Regions from separate parts of the Mus musculus genome. Here all the other regions are linked to region 2. A link is a loop called in an ENCODE intact Hi-C map of the cell type or tissue named here. Cell type or tissue: heart. All regions are shown on one strand.

Region 1 (5,000 bases), 200 kb before region 2:
GGAAAGGTGGCTACTTTAGAGCTGTGAGACTGAGTGAGGCAGTGGTGGCTAGAGGCAAGACCAAGATTGAGTGTCAGCCCTTGTCGTTGTAGAGCCCCTCTTTCCCTCACTTCCTAAGCTGTCAAGTTGTGACATGGCCTCTGTTGACTCTAGAGGGGGCTATGGGATGCTTTCTAGGGAAGAAGCCTGGAGGTGGGTGGAACAGGAGAGAGAGTAGGAAGATATTTTTCTAGGGAGAGGGACTACTAGGGTCAGGGGCAGCCTGCTCAGATTTAGGACTAAACTGGGCTAGGGGGAAAGGGTCTCTGACCAAGCCTCCTGGGGAGGTACTGCTCTGTCTTGGAGGCTCCCCAACAGCACATTTGAGGGCAATAGGACCTTTGTCATTTTACAGATGAGGAAAGCAGGCTTAGGGCAGAGCTAGGATTGAACTACATTTCTACCCAGTCCTATTTCTTGCCTTGGCCCTACCACTTCTCACTGTGTCCCTTCCCCCAGCCAGCCTCAGGGCCTGGCTCCTCTTGTCTCCTGTCTGGAGACTTAGGCCCTGTCTCTTTCCACCCGCTTCCCTCTGGGCTCCTGGCGGCAGCTGAGGCGGCACCTGGAGCTGAAGGAAAAGGGCAAGCACATGGTTCTGGCGGCCTTGGAGAACAAAGCGGAGAACAAAGGCAACGTGCTTCTGAGCTCAGGAGAGGCCTGTCGTGAGGAGAAGGGCCTGGCTGCTGAGGATAGTGGTGGGGACAGCAAGGACCTCAGTGAGGTCAGCGAGACCACAGAGAGCACAGATGTCAAAGACAGCTCAGAGGCCTCTGACTCTGCCTCCTAGAACCTGCCCCACCTGGTCCCAACCTTGCCCCATGTGCTTTTACAATAAATGTCACCCAGTGGCCTTGGGAAATTTGTGAATGTGCATAGTGGGGTATGCTTTTTTTTTTCCAGTTCCTATGTGTCAGGGATACTATCTTCACAGCCTAGACTGTATTGAGCTCACAAGTCAAAACAGATTTGAGGATGGGACCCCAAATCTGACTATCTTCAACAACTGAGTTGAAGTTGGCAGGTAAACTGTTTTGGGTGCTATATTCTTTTTTTGTTTTTTGTTTTTTTCTGGTTTTTCGAGACAGGGTTTCTCTGTGTAGCCTTGGCTGTCCTGGAACTCACTTTGTAGACCAGGCTGGCCTCGAACTCAGAAATCCGTCTGCCTCTGCCTCCCGAGTGCTGGGATTAAAGGTGTGCGCCACTACGCCCGGCTGGGTGCTATATTCTGATGTCACGTGTCTGGCCTATAGGCCTCATTAATGTCCTTTTTGTCCTAATGTAATTTTCTAGGGCTGAACAAAATGATTTCCTGGGCTTTCTAGTCAGCCTCACATTTCAGAGGCAGCTCTCCTACCTTGATGTTCTTTGCTGTACTGCTTTGCCCCCTTATGCCCCTCTCAGCCCTTTACCCTAGGTCATACTTGTTCTCATCAGTAGGAGCTTCTGGAACCCCAAATGCCCAAGTCCAACTGCTCATTGCACTTATCTGGAGAGATCCTAGCCCCAGGTGCTTAGGCTCTTCCTATCTGTAACCTTTTTTTTTTTTTTTTTTTTTTTTGAGAGACAGGATCTCTCATTCTTAGCTTGGAACTCATTACGTAGCCCAGGCTGGCCTCAAACTTGTGTCAATCCTGCCCCAGGCTCTAAAGTGCTGGGATTACAGGCATTAGCCATTCCTCCATTAATATTTTGTATTTGCTGTGGGGCAGTGGTGGCACACTTAATCCCAGTACTTGGGAGGCAGAGGCAAGTGGATCTTTTTAAGTTCCAGGCCAGCCTGATCTACAAAGTGAGTTCCAGGATAGGGCTGTGCAGATAAACAAGACAAGACAGTTCCATGCATTGTCTAGTTCTTGACTGCCATCAGGATACCCTCAATGACTTCTAATATTTTTGCGACTTCTGTTAGGTTCATAAACTCAAATATAATTGAACTAAAAAGACAAAAAGAGAGTCCTCACTTCTGAACGTTTTGTTACACCGTCACCCTTGCCTTAACATTTGCTCCTCTAAATGTGCTGCTTTAAGACCATCACTTGTGGCTCCTAGGTCCTGGGTGGGCTCTCCTTAGGCCGCTCACCTAACTGCAGTGCACCTTATATCAGAGCTGTCACTTTACTAATAATGTCCTTGCTCCTGCAAGTGGCACAGCGATCCGCCACTATGTGGAATAATTTGTCCTGGAGCTTAGTACTTTGGTTGTACAAACCATCTATTAGAAACTGAGAAAGAAGCGACTGAAGGGCGGGGAGGAAAAATCACAGCCGCACCCTGTCCTCTAGTTCAAACGAAAATGCGTTCTTGCCGGGCAGTGGTGGCCTTTAATCCCAGCACTTGGGAGGCAGAGGCAGGTGGATTTCTAAGTTTGAGGCCAGCCTGGTCTACAGAGTGAGTTCCAGGACAGCCAGGACTACTCAGAGAAACCCTGTCTCGAAAAAAAAAAAAAAAACCTGCGTCTGGTTGGCTAAAATTACGGACTTCCCTTTGTATGAGTCGAGTGGCTTGTTCCACCCGGCGTGCTGGCGTCAGTTCCTTCGCAAGCCAGTGGCGTTCTTAGTTCTCAAGCTCTGATTGGTTCTGCAGCGCTAGGCCTGCCGCCTTGTGGTAAAGCGGTGGACATGCGCAGTGGTTCCATCCTGTCTTAGAGTTGGTGGGTGGGGGAGATTGCAGATCCTCTTAAAGCACTTACAGAATCCTCTCGAGGCCCGCCCTCTGCACTGGTTGCTTAGGTGTCATTGGTGGCCGCCTGAAACTCTGCTGTCCGCCCCGCCTCCTAGTAGGTTAGGTTTCCTGGGCGGAGGTCAGAGCTGTGAAGGGGAAAACCACAGGCCTGCTAGGCCTTGGGGGCCCAGCACTTCCCCTGCTTTGGCGGCGTCTGCCTCTTACATTATGAGCGGAGACTGAGGGTGACTCTAGGGACACTTCTCCAGGCCTTACCTTCATGCTTAATCTTTTCTTTCTTTCCTTTTTTTTTTTTTTTTTTTTAAAGAATTGCTTATTTTATGTATCTGTCACTGTCTTCAGACACACCAGAAAAGGGCATTGGATCCCACTACAGATGGTTATGAGCCACCATGTGGTTGCTGGGAATTGACTCAGGACCTCTGGAAGAGCAGTCAGTGCTCTGAACCTGAACCATCTCTCCAGCCCTCTCCAATCCTTTTTTTCTCTTTTGAGCCCTACTATCCTCTCATTTCCCTCTGTCCAGAGTAGCCAGCCAGTCTGAGCTTATCAGCCCTGTGGTCATCATCCCTCAGGACCAAGTATACATCCTTCCACATATTCAAAAATGTTTTGCAGAGCTCCAGAGATAGGCAGGCAGCTCTAAGTGTATTCTGATAAGTGTATGAAGTTAAATATATTGGCCATTATAACTTCATGCTGAATATAAACATTTCAATGCCTGGCCTGCATTGTGATACCCTGTCATAAAGAAATAACCCTGTATATATAACCCTTGCTCTCTTTTTAAAGATTTAGTGGGGGGGGGAAGGTGGAGAGAGAGAAGATAGTGTTTTAGAAGTGAAGTATTAAATGGTTGTGAGCAGCCTTTGAATTTTAAGAACTGAACTCTGTCCCCTGGAAGAGCTCTTTAACCACTGTAAGCACCTCCATTACTTATCTTGTTGGGTTTTGGTTTTGTTTGTTTTGACAATCTCCATATATAGTCCCTATCTCTGCCTCTAGGTGAGCATCCCCTCACCCAGCTTATCTGATTTTTGAGACAGGGTCTCTATAGCTTCATGCAGCCTGGAAATCACTCTGCAACTCTGGCTTGCCTCTAAGCCACCACCCACCCACTCCCACTCTGTCCTTCAGGCTTTTAGATTCTCAAAACTGGAGCTAGTTAGCTGGGGTAGTGCTTTTTGTGCTTCGTCTCAGCACTTAGAGGCAGAAGTTCAAGGCTAGCTTGGTCTACATAGTAAGTTCTAGTTTAACCAGAGCTACTGAAAGATCCCCTATCTCAAAAAGCCAAGAAGGGTGCTGAGGAAATGGTTCAGTGGTTAAGAGCACTTGTTGCTCTTGTAGAGAATCGAGTTTGATTCCCAGCACCCACATGGATGTTCATGATCATCCGTAATTCCAGAATCTGGAGATTCTGATGCACACATACAAGTTACACATACATATACACATAAAATTAAATGAAGAAATCTCATTTTTTTTTTTAAAAAAAAGCCAAAAAGGAACAGGCCAGGTATGCTGGCACACGTCTTTAATCCCAGCACTTGGGAGGCAGAGGCAGACTGAGGCCAGCCTGGTCTCCATAGTAAGTTCCAGAACAGCCAGACCTACATAGTGAGACCCTGTTTCCAAACAAAAGGAACAAGAGCTAAAGGAACAGAAGCAGTTTCACTCATGGCTTCAGATGCCAAGCAAGTGTCCCGAAAACAGCCAGTCACTAAGTTTTCTGTTTTGCTTTTCACTCAGTTTCATGCAAAGGGCTGAATGGGGCACCGTTCAGATTTCTGGATTAAGGACTAAGAATATTTGAAGGCTAGTTCAGTAGCCATTTCTTGTGTGCCTGAATCCTGGTCTGGCTCTGCTGCTTGGATGGGTGACTTCTAAGGATTAGTTAAGGGTCAGAAAGAAGGGAAGACAGGTAGGGTGGGTTGCTTTAACTAATAAAGGCATTGGTGCCTGATTTACTTTAGTATGAGGCACTCTTGAAATAAATGTCCTGACAAAGCAAGTTCATAAGGATGGATGTTCATTCATGTGCTATGAGAACGATACAGGCTTGCTTACCTTGGTGGAAGATTCCAACATTGCTACTTCTGAGACCAGCTTCTGGAAGTCCAGGACTTGGGCTTGCCAACATTTAGCTAGCTTCTAGACCATTTCTTCAAGGTTCTGTGAGCACCAACAGCATCTTAGAGAAGGGCTTTGGTATTGGGAGCAAATGGAGATCAAGAACAAGATTGAACTTGGGAGGCAGAGGCAGGTGGATTTCTGAGTTC
Region 2 (5,000 bases):
GCTGCAACCACAAGAGGCACAAAGAAGGGGAGGGGCTGTCAGAGAATAAAGTTTACACTGGTTTAAAGTAGCCTTTCTCAGTGTCTGCCAGGCATCCCTGGCCCTAGCCCACCTCATAAAGTAGCTGGGATCTGGGTGGAAGGGTGGCTACACTGGGGGTAGGACATCAGGGGTGGGGGTGAGAAAGGTTGTCAGGCTTCTATGGCAGAGGCCAGGTATCCCTATCCCTGGGAGGGAGGGAGGCAACTAGGCAGGTTGCTTGCCAAGCCTGTCAGTAACTAACCCGACGTGCCTGGGGTTCTGACAGCCTTGACCCTGAGCAGCAACACTACTGCTGTAGCCACTGTGCTGAGCTCTGCTTGTTAACCTCTGCTTGGGCTGAGTCATGCCCATAATACTGGACAGCCCAGCCAGCCAACTCTGCTGGACGCCAGCCTTCAAAGGGCTCAGAGAGGCAAGAGAGGTTAGGAAGCAGGCTCTGTCCTATGCTCCCAGAGATGGTAGGAGTCTAATTCCTCCCAGGTGGCTGCAGGAGTGGTTGACTGCAAGATTGGAGTAAGCTGGACCAGTAGCATCACAAATCACTAGAATCCAAAGCTAGAATCCAAAATGTCCAAGACAATTTTACCAAGGAAGCAGAAGTGGCTTGGAGGTTGCAGGCAGCCAGCACAGGGAAGTTCCCACCCAATGGTGCCATTTCTCCATTTCTGCATCTTAAGGTTATAGCCATCCAAAGCCTACCCCCAAGCTTGTCCCAGTGTCTATCTACAACTTTAACATCAGCCTGAGAAGGCCTTGTTGGGCTTCCCTTACTGCTTATAGCTGACTGCAATAGGTCTCCCAGCCACCTCCTCTGCTATTTAAGCAGCATCTCAACCTGCCCCACCTCATGGCCCCCGTAGAAGGCAATTTCCTCTGAGTTGGCCACCACTCGAGAGTGCATGTAGCGCAGTTCCCCCTTTCGCCGTGCCTCCTCTGCCACTAGCTCCCCAAACTTGGGAGAGAAGGCTCGAAGCACGTTGGCTGTGAGGAACACCACCAGGCCAGCGATGGCTGAGGGCCAGGCTGTGCCAGCTCCTCGGGATCGGGCAGCTCGAAGGAGAGTGTAGGAGGTCACAGCCACATCCAGGAGTGGCTTGGTCAGGTTGGAATAAAGGTGGGCTACAGAGGCAGCAAAGGCTACCACATCCTCTGTCAGAGACTGATCAGGGTTTCGAAGTCGTCCATCCATGTTGCTTACTCGGTAGTAAGTCTGTTGGGAGAAGTAGAGTCCATAGGCATGAGCTACTAGACGGCTTCGGAAAGAAAGAGCCAGCTGGCCCTCTAGGTAGCGGATGGCACTGTTGATGAAAGTGGCAGGAAGGGCGATGAGGAGCCACTGCAGCAGTTGCCAGCTAAAGGCCCGCGGGTCCTTACGTACAATGCAGCGGGCCAGTCTGCCGTCCAGGCGGGCAACATACACAGACAGGAAAGTTCGGCTTACCAGGGCAGCAGAATGCAGGGCCAGCAGCCCTGTTTCCCGGCACAAGACTCGGGGGAACAGCAGCCTCAGGAGCGCCAAGAGCCGCTGCAGGAATACCCGGTTCATGCCAGCCTTGGTTGCGGTGGCTCCAGAGGCCTCTTGAGTGGGCTCCCCAGCTGGCACCTGAGGACCTCTGGCAGGAGTCAGACACTGCCGTACTAGAGGGTAGATTTTGTGGACTCCATAGGCTGTGAGGGCCAGGACCACAGCTGTGCGCTTCAGCGTGGTCACCCGTGAGGGCCGGGGAGTGGAGAGCACCGGCATGTCACCTGGACTGGTGAGCAGGCTGAGGGCTGGAACTGCTGCCTGAGGCTACAGTTGCAGACAGATCCTGGAAGGGTTGTTGCTCTGACCCAGGGCTCGTTGTCTAGGCAACTGGAAACCTTGAAGTGATCCCTGAGACTGTTGCTTTAGGCCCTCGCGGTGGTGCTGGGGCCCCTGGATCGGTTGGGTTAGAATCCTCCAGGGTCGTGGCCTCTTCAGGCAGCCCGGGTGGAGGAACTGGCTTCCCTCTACAGACTGTCCCCTTAGCCCCTGAGGTCAGAGCCTCGAGAGGTCTTAAGGAGAGAGGCTGTGTCTTTCCTTCCACCTCCCTCCTCTTACTGCTCCTCCCCCCCCACCCCCCGTGACGCCCCTCCCCGGGGCACCAGGCGTGTTTGTCCGCTGAGCAGCCCGGCAGTAACGACAGCGTCTACGCCAAGGCCCAGAATCCCCACCCACCTACCCCTCCCCAGGGGTGGTGATGGGGAAGAGGAGGCGGAGTTGAGGCAAGAGGCGGAGTCCGAGTTAGGGGTGCCCCACCCCGTTCTCGCCCTACCGTTGGACCCCTCCCCCTCTCCGACAACAGAAACGAAGCAAGTCCGCGTACACTACAGAAGCGGCCCCAGCCCTCCCGCCAAGGCGCCTCCAAGCTCCACCCCTGCGTGTCCGAAGTGTCAGAGGCGCGGCAGGGGGCCTTCAACCGTCAGCCTCTACTTCCTTTCTAGACCTTGGCAACAGGCCGCGCCTAAGGGCGGGGCGGGAAACGACAATGGGCGGAGCCGTTAGGGGCCTCTAGAGGACTTGTAGGCGGGGCCTGACGCGCGTTTCCGGTTTCCGCCCGCGGGCTAGGGGGCGGGCCTGAGCATTGGTGAGAGTTTGGTAGTTGCGGTGGGGCGTGCGAGTAGGCTGAAGCTCGGTAAGCTGGGTCCGCATGCATGGCTGACTTTCGGACCAACGAGGTTCCCCCCCAGTCCCTTCATGAGGGAGGAAGGCGAGCATCCCAGAAATACTGTGGGTTCTGGGAAGTGTAGGGATCCGGGCCGACTTCGGAGTTTAGGGCAGGATCAGGCATAGGGATGTTGTGGAGGTAGGTGGAGCGGGACTCTAGGGGACGCGAGGACAGGGGCCAGTCCTCCCCACCCCCCCCCAGAAGAGCTGCCCAGGTAGGCCCAGCTCCTCGAAAGCCACCTGGCGCTGTGGACTTGGGCGTTGTGGCTTGCTAGGGATGCAGGGAGGTCCCTTTTTTGGCTTCGGGAGAGACTTTCTGGTTCTGGAACTTTCTCTGGGTAAGGCCTGGACGTGCTCTGTGGAGACCTGTATTTGCTTTTGGCCTGGATTCCCGCCCTCTAGGAGTCGCTCTTGTGGGCCTTTTGAGAGTAAATGGAGGCCTACACCCTGTGCATTCGTGCGAGCATTCGGAAGGCCTATCTAGTTTTCAAAAGCAGCTTTAGAAGGAGGCTGGAGGCTACTAGGGTTATCAGCCCCTCATAAGCTCTGGAGGAAATGGGCCTGCTTTCTTGTGCAGAGGCTTAGGTGGTGGCGTTTGCAGAAAATACATGTATGAACACTGCAGTCCCAGTCCCACTGTAGAAGCGACTGGAAGACATGTATAGCTCCTGGCAGCAGAGGCTTCTACTCTTGGAAGGAAGCCTAATGGGTGCTGAGGTCCTTCTGTTTACGTACTGTTCTTTTGAGAAACATTTTCTTAAACAGGTCTAGCCTTACAAGGGAGCCTGATGGGTGCTGAGAAGGTTCTCCTATTCTTATGAGAAACATTTTCTTAGTTAAACAGGCTTAAGAGTCTCTTGGACGGCCCCGGGGAAAGGAATCATGAACAAAAGTACCTAGTCATAGTAACATACTTGCTGGAGGGGCACAAGTAACTGTCCCAGGCAAGGGAAGTTTGTTGGCTGGCTAGAATCATTGGTCAAGTGTCTGCTGTTGGGTTAAACCCTGTTTCAACCAGGGTTTCAAAAGCTCTGAAGCAGAATCCTGTGGTCTGTTGTGAAGAATAGCAGCCCCAGCCTCTCCAGGGTCCCTGAGCAGTCCCTGTCAGTGACTTTCCAGCTCTCATGGTTCCTCCTGTTTCTTCTGTATCCTGCCAGGAAACAAGCTCCCATCCCTCTGTTGGAACCCTTTAAGTCACAGGATGAGTTTGCAGTGGACTACAGTTGCCACCTTCCTCTACGCAGAGGTCTTTGCTGTGTTGCTTCTCTGCATTCCCTTCATTTCTCCAAAAAGGTATGGCTAGTGGAACAACAAAGCAAGCATATGATGAGGGTGCTATCAAACCCTGAACCTTGTAGTTTCTGTGTGCAAAATTGGTGGACCCTGAAATTGAGGCTATATGGAAACAAGTAAAACCTGTCTTGAGTAAGGGTGTCAGGAGTATGATTTTTTTTTTCTTATCACCAATCTTGAACATTGTCTGGCTTTGTCACCTCGTCATTTGCTTTCCTGTGCACACTGTCTTCTGGTTTTTGCAAAAGAAGATTTGACTTCAACTTTTTTGAGTAATATTCTCTTGCCAACCCTTGGGCCTCAGGGCTGTAGGGGATAATTGTGTGGAAACTTGAATACTTGCACCATTGGCTTACATTGTTGCCGATTTGCTGACTTTTGACCTCCTAGCTAACTCCTACTGGCATTGCTTAGTAGGCTCATGAGCATTACTCAGCCTATGAAGGATGGAAGCTATAGTCCCTTTTAATAAAAAACAGGCTGGGCGTGGTGGCGTACGCCTTTAGTCCCAGCACTTGGGACGCAGAGGTAGTGGATTTCTGAGTTTGAGGCCAGCCTGGTCTACAGAGTGAGTTCCAGGACAGCCAGAGCTACACAGAGAAACCCTGTCTCGAAAAACAAAAAACAACCCAAAAAACCAGGATTTGCTAAACGTTATTTAGATATTGTTTCAATCATTTGTAGTATATCAACACTATTCGTATTTAAATTAGGATTTATAAAATTGCCATAGTTAATAATACCTAAGGAATATTCTTGCTAAAACCCACATTGACATTTAGTTCACAGGAAATACAGTGACCAAAACGCTGGTGGAACTGGAGTCTTGGATACTCTCTAGGACAACTAACTTTGTTCCACCACTTAGGAGGTGAAGGCAGGGTTAGGAGTTCAAGACCTATCTTGGCTACATAGCAAATTTGAGGTTAGCTTGAGCTAAATGAGACCTGGTATGAAAAGGAAAAGGATTACGGAA
Region 3 (5,000 bases), 240 kb before region 2:
GTGGCTCACAACCATCTGTAATGAAATCTCACGCCCTCTTCTGGAGTGTCTGAAGACAGCTACAGTGTACTTACATATAATAAATAAATCTTAAGAAACAAAGAAACAAATTTGTAAGAGTAAACCATCAGGTAATAAGTGCCATATTAAACAGTTCCATGCATCCTTGGGGACTCCTGGGGCCTTCTAGAAAACTGAATGTGTTCAGAACTTTCTAGGTAAAAGAGGTAGCCTCTAGCTTGGTGCTTCTCTTCAATCCTCTCTTGCTTTTTCTTTATCCTCCTAGAATGTATGTATTTGGTGGCTGGGTGCCCCTTGTCATGGACGATGTCAAAGTGGCCACACACGAGAAGGAGTGGAAGTGTACCAACACACTGGCTTGTCTCAACCTGGGTATGGCCTTCTCAGGCTTAGAATGGCCAGGGATGGGGTGGCCCTGGGAAATTATTAGGGTGTCCAGGAAGCAAATTCGGGCTCATGGATATTACCAGAAATATCCAATGGGTAGAAAACTCTCAGGTAGTACTCCTTTTAGTATGAATGGGCTCTTCATATGTGCCTGACATCCATAAGTGCAAAAGCACATATAGTGCAGAAGTGTTTCTTATACTCCATTTGTAGGGACTCTACTAATAGGCTATAGCTCTAGGACCTTAGCTTGCCATACACAGGGCCAAGTAGCCCTTTTCCCTTACTATCTTGGAGATCATTTCATACCCATGCATAGTTCTTCATATTCTTTAATATGCTGTACAGCTTTAATTCTAGCATCTAGGAGGCAGAAGTAGATGGAACTCTTGAGTTCAAGACCAGCCAGATGTTTGTGAAACCCCATCTCGAAAACAAAATACTAAACAAAAAATTTGAGTTGCTTTAATTTTGACTGGATGCACACATTATCTTAAGATTTTTACTTGAGCCAGGCAGTGATGGCACACACCTTTAATCCCAGCACTTGGGAGGCAGAAGCAGGTGGGTTTCTGAGTTTCTGGTCTACAGAGTGAGTTCCAGGACAGCCAGGGCTACACAGAGAAACCCTGTCTCGAAAAAAAAAAAATCTTGATTTTTTTTTTTTCATGTATTGTTTCCCTTTGCCCATCTCTTAGGATTGTATTATTTTTATGTACAAGGAGTTATCTTCCAAATACTTTCCCAATATGTGGCTTAATTTTTTATGCCTCTTTGCCTCATTTTTGTTTTCTCTTAATTTGATACTCCAATAACTTGACCTTCCCTGACAATGAAAGAATAGAGGGCAACTTGGGAGTTGGTGGAACAGGTTCCTTTTGTCCTCTGTGTGACCTCCAGCACCTGTGCACCTCTAGATACCATGGCCTGGGAAACCATCCTGATGGATACATTGGAGGACAACATTCCTCGAGCTCGAGCAGGCCACTGTGCTGTTGCCATCAATACTCGTCTGTATATTTGGAGTGGCCGTGATGGCTACCGCAAGGCCTGGAACAACCAGGTCTGCTGCAAGGACTTGTGGTATTTGGAGACAGGTAAGGTACTTAGCCACTGACATTCCCCACTGCTGAAGCCTCTCTATTCCCTATCTTAACAGTTGCTTTGTTGTATTACAGAAAAGCCACCACCCCCAGCCCGAGTACAACTAGTACGAGCCAACACCAACTCACTGGAGGTTAGCTGGGGTGCAGTGGCAACAGCTGACAGTTACCTTCTACAACTCCAGAAATATGACATTCCTGCCACAGCTGCTACGGCTACCTCCCCCACTCCCAATCCAGTCCCGTCTGTGCCTGCCAACCCTCCCAAGAGCCCTGCGCCAGCAGCAGCTGCACCTGCTGTACAGCCACTGACCCAAGTAGGCATCACACTTGTGCCCCAGGCTGCCACTGCACCCCCAAGCACAACCACCATCCAGGTCTTGCCGACAGTGCCAGGCAGCTCCATTTCTGTGCCCACTGCAGCCAGGACTCAAGGTAAGCCATGAGGGCCATAGGCATTTGTGTGAGGCTTAATCACTGGAGACATTCATTGCCTGAATGGTGGCTGCTGCTTTGTTCTTGGTTGATTTAGCTTTGGTTTTGTTCTTAAAATAGGGGATAAAAGTGCTGTCTTACTGATGCGATGGTCTTGGGGGCATAGAAAAGTCATACATAAAAACATGTAGGTCAAGGAATAGGTCAAGTCTACCTTAAGTCTGACAGAGTAGAAGAGTATCTCCTGATGATCAACCCTTTTCCTTATCAGGTGTCCCTGCTGTTCTCAAAGTGACTGGTCCTCAAGCTACAACAGGAACACCACTGGTTACCATGAGACCTGCAAGCCAGGCTGGAAAAGCTCCTGTCACTGTGACTTCCCTGCCTGCCAGTGTTCGAATGGTTGTACCCACACAGAGTGCCCAGGGGACGGTGAGGACATCTCTCTGTGTGTGTGTGTGTGTGTGTGTGTGTGTGTGTGTGTGTGTGTGTGTACACGTACATACACACACATATCTCTATCCCTGGGACTGAGGGTGTAGCTTACTTGTTAGAATGTTTGCCTAGCATGCATGAAGCCCACCAGCTCCCATCATAGGCTCTTGTTTGTAAGATGCTACTGCATTAAAAATGCCACAGGCCTTTGATCCCAAGACTCAGGAGACAGGAGTTCAAGGACAGCCAGGGCTATACAGAGAAACCCTGTCTCAAAAAACCGGGGGTGGCAAAGGTGGAGGGATCCTTGACATGTTCATTGTGGTTTTCCTGATTTGGAAGGTGGAGGAGAATATCTAGTTAGTTGCATTTGACCCAAGTCTGTGAGAATAAGCTGTATTTAACTCAAAGGTTGTGTTTTGTTTTGGGTAGGCTATCTACTATTTAGAGATTGTCCTGCCTCAGCCTCCCGAGTTCTGGAATTATAAGCATGAACAATACCCAGCAGTGATGTTGATAGTGTTGTATGTGAAACCCATCACTGCCTTGTGCTAAGTATGTGTTCTTATACTGAGTGAGATATGTAAAATGAATTATTTTTATTATAAATATATGTAGTAAATTAATCTAGTGGCCTAGCTTGATTATGGTTCTTTGATTAAAAATCTACTTAGGGGCTAGGGGTGTGGCTCAATCGTTTGAGTGCTTGGTTAGTGTGCACAAAGCTCTAGGTTCAATTTCTAACATTGCATTAGCCATGTAGTTGCATGTCAGTAATCCCAACTTTCGAGAGGTGGAAGCAGGAAGATCAGAAATTGAGGGTTATCTTTAGTGTGAGTTTGAGACTAGCCCGAGCTATGTGAGAACCTTTCTCAAAAGAAAGGAGCACTTGGCGAGCACCTGCCTACTTGTTGTTTGCACTAGGAGAGAGGAGCCCGAATTAGGAAAAAACAATATGCTGCTGAGCCCTTCTGGCAGGTTCTGAAAGGGTCATTGAATTTGGAAGCAGGTGGCAGGTGGAACCCTTGCAGCTCACATGCTTTGTGTCCGTCACAGGTGATCGGCAGCAACCCACAGATGAGTGGGATGGCCGCATTGGCTGCTGCTGCTGCTGCCACACAGAAAATCCCTCCATCCTCAGCACCCACGGTGCTGAGTGTCCCAGCAGGGACCACCATCGTCAAGACAGTGGCTGTGACACCTGGCACGACCACTCTTCCAGCCACTGTGAAGGTGGCCTCCTCCCCTGTCATGGTGAGCATTGATCTTCTGGGCCTGGTAATCGAACAAGCAGTGACCGTTTGTTCTGGGTTTGGGCCAACCTTTCGGGCCGTCGGTTTACGATCAGTACTGGCATGGGCTATGGAACATGCAGTTACCTTTAAGGGTGTCCAGCCTTAGATTAGACCTGTGGAGAGTTCAGGCTGTTCTCTTGCTGCTCAGCCAACCAAACTGGATGGACAGGTGGTCAGCAGAGCTACAGCCATTATGTTGCTGCTATGTTCATAACTCATCTCTGCTTCTCCAGGTGAGCAACCCAGCCACTCGAATGCTAAAGACTGCAGCTGCCCAAGTGGGGACATCTGTGTCCTCTGCTGCCAACACATCTACTCGCCCTATCATCACAGTACACAAATCAGGAACTGTAACAGTGGCCCAGCAAGCCCAGGTGGTGACCACGGTGGTAGGTGGAGTCACCAAGACCATCACCCTAGTGAAGAGCCCCATCTCTGTCCCAGGAGGCAGTGCTCTGGTGAGTGACAGCTACCACCTGGCCGTGTATGACAGTTGCTAGCCTTTGGTGAATGCCACTGGTGACTCGCTATCTTGTGCCAATTCCAATATAGTTCTAGCCCAGGCCATGCCCTTGTTTGGTTCCAGATTACTGCCTGCTCCATCCTTTCCTTTTTAGATTTCCAATCTGGGAAAAGTGATGTCGGTGGTCCAGACCAAACCAGTTCAGACATCAGCAGTGACAGGCCAAGCATCTACAGGTCCTGTGACTCAGATCATCCAGGTGAGCACTCACTCTCTCAGGCCCAAGAGGATGAATTGACACTGGGAAACAAGGCCTTGCTGATACCACAGCACCCACAGTATTCAGAATATTCTCTGAGTTATAGTAGCTCAACCTAATGTTCCTTTCTGGCAGTATTTCCTGTTAATTTATAACTTCTCCTTTTTAGACCAAAGGACCCCTGCCAGCGGGGACTATCCTGAAGCTGGTGACATCAGCAGATGGCAAGCCCACAACCATCATTACCACCACACAGGCTAGTGGGGCAGGGACCAAGCCCACTATCCTGGGCATCAGTAGTGTTTCTCCCAGCACCACCAAACCTGGCACAACTACCATTATTAAGACCATTCCTATGTCGGCCATTATCACCCAGGCAGGTGCCACAGGTAAACAGGCAGCTTTCAAAAGGCCTTTGCTGGTTTGCTGGTGAGTATAAATCAAAAAGATAAGTCCTCACAGCTTATTTTCTCTGAATCCTTCCCCAATGCAGGTGTTACCAGCAGTCCTGGCATTAAGTCCCCAATTACAATTATCACCACCAAAGTGATGACTTCAGGAACAGGAGCGCCTGCTAAAATCATCACTGCTGTCCCCAAGAT
Region 4 (5,000 bases), 58 kb before region 2:
GCTTGCCAATCTGCTGTCAGAGTCAGGGTCACACCCCCTCCCCATGTTTTCTTGTCCAGCCCTGAACCCCAGAACTAACCCCCATGGGTATCAGACTATGGATGCTATCTTCTGTCTCACCCTTATTCCCAACCCCTGACCCATTTCTCTGCCTCTCCTCCTATCCCCCTCCTACCTTGTGCTTTGGGGAGAACCTAGTGGGCCTGCTCTACACTGTTCCTTGTCTACTCCCAGACCTAGATGAAGCTGCCTGAAGTAGCCATGTGGGGTATCACAGTATCCTTCCATTGAGGTAGTGCTGGGCTCATTGGCGACCAGAGGCAGCTTGGAGCACATGATCCACTCTGTCTAATCACTCTCTTCTCAGGTACTCAGCTTTTTAGAAGTTCAAAAGGTAGAACAGGTATGGCTGAGGATCCAAGCTCTGAGGACATGGCCTCATCTAGCTTGTATTGGAAGAGGAGACAGGGAAAGAGGGGGTACCACAACTTACCAAGACCTCCTGGGGGGCAGTGCTGACTGGATGTAAGGGGTAGGGAGAGAAAAAAGAACAGTAATTCAGGTAGAGATTGAGGTCCAGAGTCCTGGTATCAGTCCCCACACATGCTCTTGGTACCTGTGGAACGGGATGGGGGCTGGGCCCCTGACTGCTGCCACTCTGTGGCTTCAGCAGCCAGGCGCCTGATGTAGGCATCTCCAACACACAGTAAGATGTTCTCAGGCTTGATGTCCGTATGGATGATCTTGCACTTAGTATGGAGGTAATCCAGACCATGCAGCACCTGGCAAAAGCTACAGCTGAATCCCAGCAGCCAGGCCTAGCCAACCTGAGCAGTGTAGGGGCAGCACCTACCTGTCTAACAATGCTCTTAACACAGGGCACAGGCAGACCCTGGTAGTTGGATTTGATGATCCACTTGAGGAGCTGGTGGCCCAGGACCTCTAGCACCATGCATACATCTGGACCTGGAGTGAAGGGCAGTCAACAACACAGCTAAGGCACAGGCTTACCTACCCTCCATCATGGAGGAGCACTTAGACTCCAGAAATGCAGAGGTTAGGGAAGTAGGGCTTTCCCTTGACCATCCTGGTGGCCACCACTGACCAAGTTTATTATTTAGAATGTTTCTGTCACTGTCACGGATATGCCAGTCGAGATGGTACCTCTTGTCATCCTACAGATATCTCACTCCAGCTTTACTCTTCTGCCCAAGTAGGCCTCAAAAGTAGCCTTTTATATTTGGGAGTCACTCAGCAGATAATCACAGTCAACCTAATTACCTGTGTTCCCCCTACTCAGAAACACAAGTGCCCAAAGGGATGAAGTTGTTTTATAGGCTCTTCCCGCAAGGGCTAAATCCCATGATGCAATGTGGATCTTTGACTGCCATATTGCTCGTTCTGCAAAGGATACGGACTCCATTTACTCCTGAGATCCTGAAGTCATCGATAAGTTGAACAATGGTCTCCCTTTTGGGGTCACTAGGGTCACTGTCCCTGACCTGAAACAAAAGGCAAGGAGCCACAGATGACTCCAACCTGCTCCTCAACACTGCTCTGCTCATATCCCCTGAAGCACTTCTATCCCCCTTTCCCAGTCCAGCTGGGGCCCACTTGAAGAAAGCCAGCTGCCTCTGCTCTCCGGGTCCTTTTACTTGGCAGAGTCAGCTGGAGCCTGTCCCCTCTGGGAGCCCCGCCCCACTCTGTAGAGCCCCAGCAGGCCCTGCATTCACATTGCCAGGCCCAAGGCAGTTCAAGGGGCTGGGAGCAGTAGGGGAGGTGCCTTACACATTTCAGGAGCTTGATCTCATCCACGGCTGTCTCAGTGTAATGTCCTGCACTCTTCACCACTTTCAGGGCCACAAAGCGCTTGCGCCTGTAATATGGAGACCCTCATAGGCTGCCAGACCTTGCCAGAGTCACATGTTCTCACGGTGGTGGTCTTAACCAAACCCATAGGCAGATCCCAGCTACTCACTGAATATCCCAGCAGAGCCAGACTGTAGAGAAATGGCCCCAGCCTAGCTTTCGCACCACATGGTACCGCCCATTGAACAAATCACCGATCTTCACTGGGTAGTAACCACCTGCAGAAGGGAACCAAAAGATCAGAGTAGGGCATCTCTCCCTTATACCTCAATATCAATGTCCTGCTGGTCATCTATCTCACGTGGGCCTAGTCTTGGCAACTTTTTACTCTCAAGCTGTCCTGAGCCCTTGCAGTGGCAATCCGGCTGGCCACATGCAGCCAGGGCCAGGCCTTACCCTTGCAATAGTCCTTAGGGTCTTCCTGTTCCTCATCATCAGAGCCCAGGAGTCCCTGCAGCAAACGAGGTGCTGGTGTGGCTGGAGTTAATTCAGAGCCTGAGGACTCAGGCCCACAGGAAGTCTGAGAGCTGTGGGTGAAGGAGGAGGATGCAGACAGTGAGCTCACAGGGAGCAGGGGACCCCAGTCTCCCCAGCCTGGTCATACCTGCTGCTGCTGCCGCCACAATCCACACTACCACTACCACCGGCATTGGCACTCATCCTGATGTCGCAGCCCAAAGCTCTGGTGCACTGGACCGCTGTTCCTGTGGGGCCCAGCCGTGGCCAGTGCATTTATAGCTTCTGCCGCTGATCTCACTCGCCTTTATAAATAGCCTCCCAGCTGCTCAGCTGTGGGCAAGGTATGCAGAACAGGGAGGGGGTAGTGCACTGATGGCAGCCTGGAGAGTCCAGCCCCTAAGCCAAACACCCCTGCTCTGTTTTCACCCACACTCTAGAGACAGAGGGAGCCATCAAGCTGGGGTTATGATAGCAACTCTGTCCCTAGGCTGATTCCCCACAGTGTAGGACTAGCCAAGGAAGACCTCTGCATGGAGATGGAGCAGTCTGGAGTTCCTGTACTCTAAGGTTGTAGGGAGGGGAGGCTCCTATGAAAGAATGAAGTTGATATGATGACCAGGTCCTTTGGCTGAGCTCTCTCCAAATGTTGCAGGGTACTTGATGCATTCTGGAACTTCCCACTTAACCCATATAAGTGTCCTTTTAGAGGTGACCCCCACCAATCCCACCTAAACCCCATGCTCTGCTCAATCTCAACCCTGATCCCAGCTCTTTTGTAACTCATAGACGCACCCCCTAGGCAGGTGGGAGCCCAGACCTCCCCTCTATGTGGCTGAGCAGGGGTCAAAGGCAAGAGTTAAAGGCAACTCATTCCTCCCATTAGAGGCAAAAGGCTCATCAGATTTACATAACACACCCTAGCTCTAGAGCTGACCACTTCTGCCTTGCTGTCCCCATCAACATTTGCAGGTTCCCATTTAGGCCAACTCTGCCATGTCCACCAGGAGAAGAAAAAACACACAGTTATTGCCCATGAGCTAGTTGGTAACTGAGGGATCCTGTGCATCTTGAGTGACCAGAAAGCATTAAGTCCCCAGAAGCACTCAGGATATACTGTGCCAGCATGCTACAGAATACTAGGACCTGGGAAAACAACTGAGACCCTATCTGGAGTCTATGGGTGTCACTGGAGAGAGAGTTCCAGAAAAGTAGACAAGTACTTTTGCTCTTTTGGGCTTTCTAAAGTTGGTAAGGTGATGCCTAGTACTTAATAAACCAGTTGTGGTGGAATGTGCCTGTACTCTCAATACTCAAGAAGTACTCAGAAGTTCCAGGTTATGCTCAGCTACATAGCAAGTTTAAGGCCAGCCTGGAATGCATGAAACCCTATCTTTAAAAATAAAAACCACCTGGAGAGATGGCTCAGTGGTTAAGAATACTGGCAACTATTGTCCAAGTTCAATTCCCAAGACCCATGTGGCAGCTCACATGTCTACAACTCTAGTTCCCAGAGGATTGACACCCTCTTCTGGCCTTCCTGGCCACCAGACACAACAAGGAGTATATAGACATACATGCAGGCAAAACATTCATGTACGTAAAATTAAAACAGAATGAGATGAGAGTATGAGAGAGACTAATTGTTTTTAGATGAGAATAAAGGGGCAAAAGTGAAGATAGGAGACTAGCCAGAAACTTCTGAATAAAGTGGAGGGGGCTTGGCAGTGGCAGTACTTATCTCAAGGTAGGAGACACTTTGTCCGGTGTCCTATGATAAGAAAGAACTGATAACAGTGGGGTAGGCATAGATGGAGAGAACAGGTCCCTTCAGGGCCTGTGGGGTCAGGAAAGGAGGGACAGGGTAAAGTATGAAAGGGGTAATTATCCCTTCTTTCCCCACGGGTGCCAGATTGGGCCACTGGACTAAGGGCAAAGGTGTATAGAAGAAAGGCTTGTAGAGAAGCCCTGTGTAGAACTTGGGCATGTCTTGGTAGTAAACCCTGGTATTGGGAGAAGTGACATCCTTGAGCTAGAACGTAGGGAGGCAGATGGTTCAATCCCTACTCACGCCTCTCACCTCAGCTCCCAGTAATACTGAGAGCTCACACTTGGCAGGAAAAGTCAGGGGCTTCAGATTGAGATTGTTTTTAAAAAGATGTGTTTCTACTTTATTTCCAGGTGTGATTTTCCAGCAAGCAAATATAAATACAGTGGGAAAGAGGGTAGGGATCATTATAAATTAGAATCAAGCTGATGGGGGCAGTAGGCACTCTAGATAGCCTTACTGACCCCCCCCCCCTCCTCAGTCACTGCTTAGTCAGGGTCATAAGGTACTTTGGTGGTGGATCCTGCTCACTGTTATATAAGTTGGCAGGTCTCAGGTAATCACTGTGGCCCTAGTTCACAGGTCAGTCACTTTGTATTCCACCAAGGCAGCCACCTGCTGCAGGCGGCAAGCCAGCTGCATCTTCTGGGCCACAGGGTCCTCCTCCAGGGCACTGATAATCTGTCAGGAGAGCAGAGTATACCTGCTTGAAATCCCAACCCCTCTGTTCATCAACTGAGGGCTATCAGTCCTTTTCCCACCTCAACAAGGGCCTGGGGCAATAGAGTAGGGGGTTCTGCTCTAGACCTGCCCAGGGAGGTCTAGGTGAAAACCAAGACCATTTCCC
Region 5 (5,000 bases), 710 kb before region 2:
AACTCAAAGGGAAGGGATCTAGAAGAGACTGTTTAAAAAAATATTGAAGTATGGGCAAGGGAGACAGCTCAGTGGATAAAGGCCCTTGCTATGCAAGCCTGGAGACATGAGAACATATAAAGGTGGAAAGAAGATAGCTGACTCAATGTTGTCCTCTGAGCTCTACACATTCTAGCCATGGCACCTGTGCTCCCTGTACAAATCATACATCATGCATGCATGTGGGGGGCACACACACAAATAGTAATTTTTGTAGCATGCCAATTATGTCTCAAGAAAGCTGTTATTGAAAATCGCAATGGGTGGAGCAAGAGAGATAATGGTTCAGGGATTAAGAGCACTTGTTGTTGCAGATGTGGCTCACAAACATCTGTAACTCCAATCCAAGGGGATCTGAAACCTTCTTCTGACTCCCTTGGGCACTAGGAAAGCATAGCAAAGCACCTATACACATAAAATAACATCTTCTGTAGAAAAGAAAATAATCATGGTAAAGGATTGTAATGGGGTGTGGATTAAAGTTAACTATGAGCTGATAGTCACAGCTAAGAAATGTGTACATGGAATTTACTATATTATTATTTCTACTTTTGTACATTTTAAATTTTTTCAGTAATTCAAGGCTGACAGCGCTATCATCTTTCACCTGCATTACTGCAATAATCTCTTTACGGGTCACCATGCTTTGCCTTTTCAATGGCCCTTTGCAGTTAATTGGCCCCACTGGGGCCAATTACCTCAAAAATAACTCAAACTACTTCTCTTCTCTACCATGAACTCTTTCAGAGTTTCCATTTCTCCTAGTGTTAAAAAGCAAAGTCCATACAACAGCCTACAAGATCCTATACCACCTATACTCCCTTCCTTCCTCTCCACCAACTATTCTCCCTTGCCCTCTCTGGTCCTTCCTTTTTCCTAGGAAATGCCAAGACAACACATTCCTTCTCAGGTCAGATAAATGTTATGAGGACAGGCAAACAGATTACTATGAATCATTTGCAAAGTAAACTGAGGTGCAGAAGGTAAGACCTTTAGTTGTGAAGGTACACGTGAAAACTTTTTAAAGACTTCAAATGCACTCAAGTTTGATAAACAGCCTAGCCTGATGGCGAACACCTGTTGCTCTAGCACTCGAAAGGCTGAGGCAGAACTTTGAGTTCGAGGTCTACCTGGCCTACAGTGCAAAACGTGTTTCAGAAACAGTTTGATCAACAGAAAATGTCTGCTACCTAAAGAGTTCTAGCACTAGGGGCCAAGCCCTTAGGCGACAGCTGCAGTGAAGGGAAGGGCAGATTCAATCCGACTAGCCTAAATAATCTGGGTAGCGAATAATTAGAAGCTTGCGGCAGAACAAACTGGGCCTAAGGTGGGGGGAAGGGTGTGGACCTCTGGAGTCTCGGAAGCTACGAAACAGCCACCGATGGAGCCCTGTCTTTGGAGAAGAGGACCACACCTGTCAGCAGAGTCGGCCAGAAGTGAAGAGGGCAGGAGCAGAGGGATCCGACCGCTCCGACAGAACCGGAGCTCCTAGAAAGTCCTAGTCAGGCGGTCACCCTTCCCTTCTCTGCAGTGGAAAACTCCACTTCCGGCTTCCGGTGTCGTAAGTGCGGGATCCGGAAGTAAAACACAGACTCAAAGGCTTGGAGATTAACCAGTGAATCAAAACCCCAAAGTGCCATACTCTGTTCCAAAGAAAAGTCTTAGATCGCCAGCCTGCGTCGGCCAGCAGAACACCAGAGCTCTCCTCACTGATAAACATCACACACTTATACACACACTTTTTTTTTGAGACAGGGTCCCATAAGACCAGGGTCTCGAACTCAGAGATCTACCTGCCTCTTTTTTCCCGTCTGCTAGGATTAAAGTAGTGCGTCACCACGCCCACACTCGCCCCTACCCCATTTTCAAGGCACCGCATCCGCACTAAAACACCCAAGTTTCAGTCTGGTCCTGCTACTGGGCTCTCTGCCGCTGGGCCCCCACCAAGGAAAAAGCCTAGAGGAAGCTGCGAAAGTCCAGCTCCGAAGCCAAACTAGCAGCTAGGGAAGGCGTGGCTATGCTGCTAACGGAAGTGGGGTCATCCGGGAAGGTGCAGGGCCTCGAAGGTCCAGCGGAAAGCTAGGCCATACATAATGGCTGGGTGACACAGGAGACGGGGACCCAGGAGAACTGTGTGGAGCTGCACTTATGACAAGACTTTGCGATCTCGAAATTGTAGGGGCAGCGGCATCGGGGAAGGCCAAAGGGCGGGGCTGGCCAGGGATGCGCGCGCATCTCCTCCTGCAATGATAGACTAGCCCGAAGCTCCTCCCCTCCTGCCTCTCCTGAGGCGGGTCAGCTCAGTCAAAGCACACGCCCTCTTGCGTTAAATGGGCCAGCGAAGCTTAGCCCCCGGAAACTGGCTGTGCGCTACAGATCTGTGAACGTGTTTGGCAGCGGCAACTAAACTCAGGTAAAGGGGTGGTCTGATGGCATGTCGGTGGAGGGACATGCTTCACGCTTGTACGCCGCGAGTCCCTTTGATGCGCGCTAATCTACAAGTTTTTAACCCATCCCTTTGTATCCCGCACTTTCCCCGCATTGGGCCCATGAGGACTAGACCTTTAGAAGAGAAGGGACTTTCGGGGATCACCCAACTGGGCCAGAAGAGAGCCGGAGCTGAACTCCATCATCTGCACAATCAAACGTGCTCAGTTCATTGTGGAGTTTCTGGCAGACACCCGAGTACGATACGATGGTCCCATATACAGAGTGTGATGCCGTAACCAGATTTTATCTAGCTGCCCACAGTGGATGTCCTAGGTGAATTATATTAAAGCTTTAGTACTTTCGTAATGTACAGCCCCTAGCGAAGGCAACTTTGGAGGTTATGGCTGGAGCTCAGAGGCAGCAGTTTCTGAATCTCCGAATGCATGTATGCTCGCGCGCGCGCGCGCGCGCGCGCGTACACACACACACACACACAGAGCATTCCCGGCCAGTGGTTTTAGTAATCGTCACCAGCCTGGTGAGAACCCAAAAGACCCTTGGATAAGGTTAAGTTGTCAATGCTCTTTCGTTCTCCTACCATATCAATGAGTCTTTTCTTCCACCAGAAAACATCATGGCAGAGCAGGTGGCCCTGAGCCGGACCCAGGTGTGTGGGATCCTGAGGGAAGAGTTGTACCAGGGTGATGCCTTCCACCAAGCTGATACACACATATTTATCATCATGGGTGCATCGGTGAGTCTCCCTTCAGGCCCCGAGTCTAAAAGATGAAATATAGCCTTGTGCAAGGCACTTCTCTCTCTCTATCTCAACTTTCCCAATTGACGGAACTGCTGAGGTACCCACAAGTTCTACTAGGTTGAACTCTATGGCATATACTCCACCTGTGTGTCCTGATCATCACAGCAGTACCTGATATACATGTACTTGTGTCACATCTCAGAACTCTGTGCTGAGCCATTGAGTGGAGACCAGACTTGGACCATCACAGGTGCTAAAGCACCACCCAGTAGCACTTCTTCCTCCTGGATGAAAAAAAAAAACTGATGTGCAATCAGGGAAAATTCTGATTTTAATGAATCTGTAATTTGAAAAATATTACTGTTAATTTCAGTGGAAGAATCTGAGGTCCTGCCTCTCCCTCTTTTCTTTCTACGGCATGAAGTTCCCTAGGGATAAACACCTCCTCTTTGCCATATCTTCCAAAGCCTACTGCAAATTTCTGTTCATCCCACCTAGTCCCAGCTCTGTTAGGAAAAACTGAAGAACAGAAGCAGTCAGAGGGGTGTTGTATTGACAGTACACAGTGAGACTGGAGCAGGTGGGGGCTTAGTAAAGTCATGGCTTAGACCAAATCACCCCCTTATGTGCTATGTGGCAGCAGGGCACGTTCAGTGGCCAGTGTTCGATGGCAAAGGTAAACTCAATTGCTTGCTTTTAATCCTGGAATCAGCTCACCCTCGTGTGACCATCTTCACTATTAACTTATTGTGTAATCTTGGACAAGAACTTCATCAGAACTAGTGTGTTCTTGAAAGGGTAGCCACTGGCTCAGCACCTTCCACCCTGGACCCCTCAATGCTGGAGGAGCTCTGTGGTTTTTTGTTCACACAGAGCATTGCCATGCACCAAGGGCTACAGCTGTAGGTCAGTGGTAAAGCCCTAACCTCATATGCATGAGGCCCTAGGTTCAATCGCAGTACTATCCAAAAAATGGACATCAGAACATGCCACCCCCTTTGCCAGACTTGTTTGTTGTCTGCCTTATATTTCTGAGCAAAAATGGGAGTGGCAGAACTTCGAAAAGGAATGCAGAAACAAGCTGAGGAGAAGGGCCCTGCCACTGAAAGGGGAAGGGACAGACAAACCAAAGCACTGTCCCCTGGCTCCTTGTAGCTCTAAGACCTAAGGGAGGTACTTAGTCGGAACACACAATACAGCAGCCCTACCCTCAGCCCTGTCTCTAGCCTAGTCCCCTTAAAGGAGCTATGCATGTATCTGCCACAAACCTTAGCATGTGGGACTCTGCTTTCAGTCTAAAGGGCCAAATGGAAGAGAAAGTAACTGAAGATTATTTCCCCTGCCCCACCCATGCTTTCATAAGCATGCAGCAACAATAACCCAGTCATCGAAGATCATTTTTAACTGTAGGACATGAACTCTTAGATACCTTGTTGATAGCTTATTATGTGACCTGGAACAAATGTCTACATTTCTCTGAACCCTGGTGTTTTTCATCTAACAAACAAAAACCAGGCAGCTTTTCTGGCTTTATCCTAGGCTAATTATGTGAATTCTAGCCTCAAGTTGAGCAACTTCCTTTCACTGCAATCAGTTTGGTTCCCCTTTGCTCTCCTCTGCTCTGGGAGTAAGAACCCGGGCTTCCAGAGTAGAAATAGGAACTATTAGTTCCAGCAAAAGGGAGTGGGGAAGAAAGAGATTTTCTAAAAAGCATCATTGTTTCTTTCTGTTCCTCTCAGAGGTCCTGAGAGAGAGAGACAGACAGACCCTA

Evidence for each region. Hi-C counts contacts between places; a loop is a spot of excess contacts. Peaks named below come from ENCODE experiments on the same cell type or tissue, not always from the same donor. Only the 100,000 strongest peaks of a DNase experiment are listed, where the experiment ranks them.
Region 1: a loop joins it to region 2, with 2.6 times the contacts of the local background. A loop is called at or near these places in 2 of 42 quality-filtered maps.
Region 3: it touches region 2 in a loop (2.4-fold over the local background); 4 of 42 quality-filtered maps call a loop at or near these places.
Region 4: it touches region 2 in a loop (3.0-fold over the local background); 13 of 42 quality-filtered maps call a loop at or near these places.
Region 5: it touches region 2 in a loop (2.9-fold over the local background); 3 of 42 quality-filtered maps call a loop at or near these places.

The regions. Positions count from the first base shown.
Region 1 is chrX:73,912,785-73,917,784 of GRCm38, reverse strand. It overlaps Naa10 (N(alpha)-acetyltransferase 10, NatA catalytic subunit), which reads left to right. Exons shown (of 8, transcript NM_019870.3): 8 at 590-915. The coding sequence ends at 826. Among named protein-coding and RNA genes, the nearest start is that of Arhgap4, 4.0 kb to the right of the region's middle. In heart, a CTCF peak has its summit at 2,636; a DNase peak (open chromatin) is centred at 2,684; H3K4me3 peaks cover 864 bases; H3K27ac peaks cover 1,439 bases.
Region 2 is chrX:73,713,817-73,718,816 of GRCm38, reverse strand. Bcap31 (B cell receptor associated protein 31) reads left to right here and starts at 2,613. Exons shown (of 8, transcript NM_012060.5): 1 at 2,613-2,699; 2 at 3,889-4,024. The coding sequence starts at 3,933. Abcd1 (ATP-binding cassette, sub-family D (ALD), member 1) reads right to left here and starts at 2,220. Exons shown (of 10, transcript NM_007435.2): 1 at 887-2,220. The coding sequence starts at 1,786. In heart, a CTCF peak has its summit at 3,119; DNase peaks (open chromatin) are centred at 196, 2,406 and 3,116; H3K4me3 peaks cover 2,975 bases; H3K27ac peaks cover 2,935 bases.
Region 3 is chrX:73,951,960-73,956,959 of GRCm38, reverse strand. Hcfc1 (host cell factor C1) reads left to right here. Exons shown (of 26, transcript NM_008224.4): 6 at 287-393; 7 at 1,326-1,505; 8 at 1,587-1,946; 9 at 2,218-2,378; 10 at 3,438-3,635; 11 at 3,910-4,134; 12 at 4,294-4,398; 13 at 4,568-4,787; 14 at 4,892-5,000. Among named protein-coding and RNA genes, the nearest start is that of Hcfc1, 12 kb to the left of the region's middle. In heart, no CTCF peak of the experiment used is centred here; no DNase peak of the experiment used is centred here.
Region 4 is chrX:73,771,980-73,776,979 of GRCm38, reverse strand. It overlaps Plxnb3 (plexin B3), which reads right to left. Exons shown (of 35, transcript NM_019587.2): 35 at 4,470-4,834. The coding sequence ends at 4,730. It overlaps Srpk3 (serine/arginine-rich protein specific kinase 3), which reads right to left and starts at 2,575. Exons shown (of 15, transcript NM_019684.2): 1 at 2,474-2,575; 2 at 2,266-2,396; 3 at 1,979-2,087; 4 at 1,789-1,876; 5 at 1,415-1,502; 6 at 854-960; 7 at 617-782; 8 at 494-519; 9 at 1-10. The coding sequence starts at 2,529. In heart, no CTCF peak of the experiment used is centred here; DNase peaks (open chromatin) are centred at 1,729 and 2,619; H3K4me3 peaks cover 1,270 bases; H3K27ac peaks cover 1,884 bases; H3K27me3 peaks cover 440 bases.
Region 5 is chrX:74,426,275-74,431,274 of GRCm38, reverse strand. G6pdx (glucose-6-phosphate dehydrogenase X-linked) reads left to right here and starts at 2,395. Exons shown (of 13, transcript NM_008062.3): 1 at 2,395-2,452; 2 at 3,096-3,223. The coding sequence starts at 3,104. Ikbkg (inhibitor of kappaB kinase gamma) reads right to left here and starts at 1,594. Exons shown (of 10, transcript NM_010547.2): 1 at 1,454-1,594. In heart, a CTCF peak has its summit at 2,355; DNase peaks (open chromatin) are centred at 1,594 and 2,294; H3K4me3 peaks cover 2,659 bases; H3K27ac peaks cover 1,871 bases.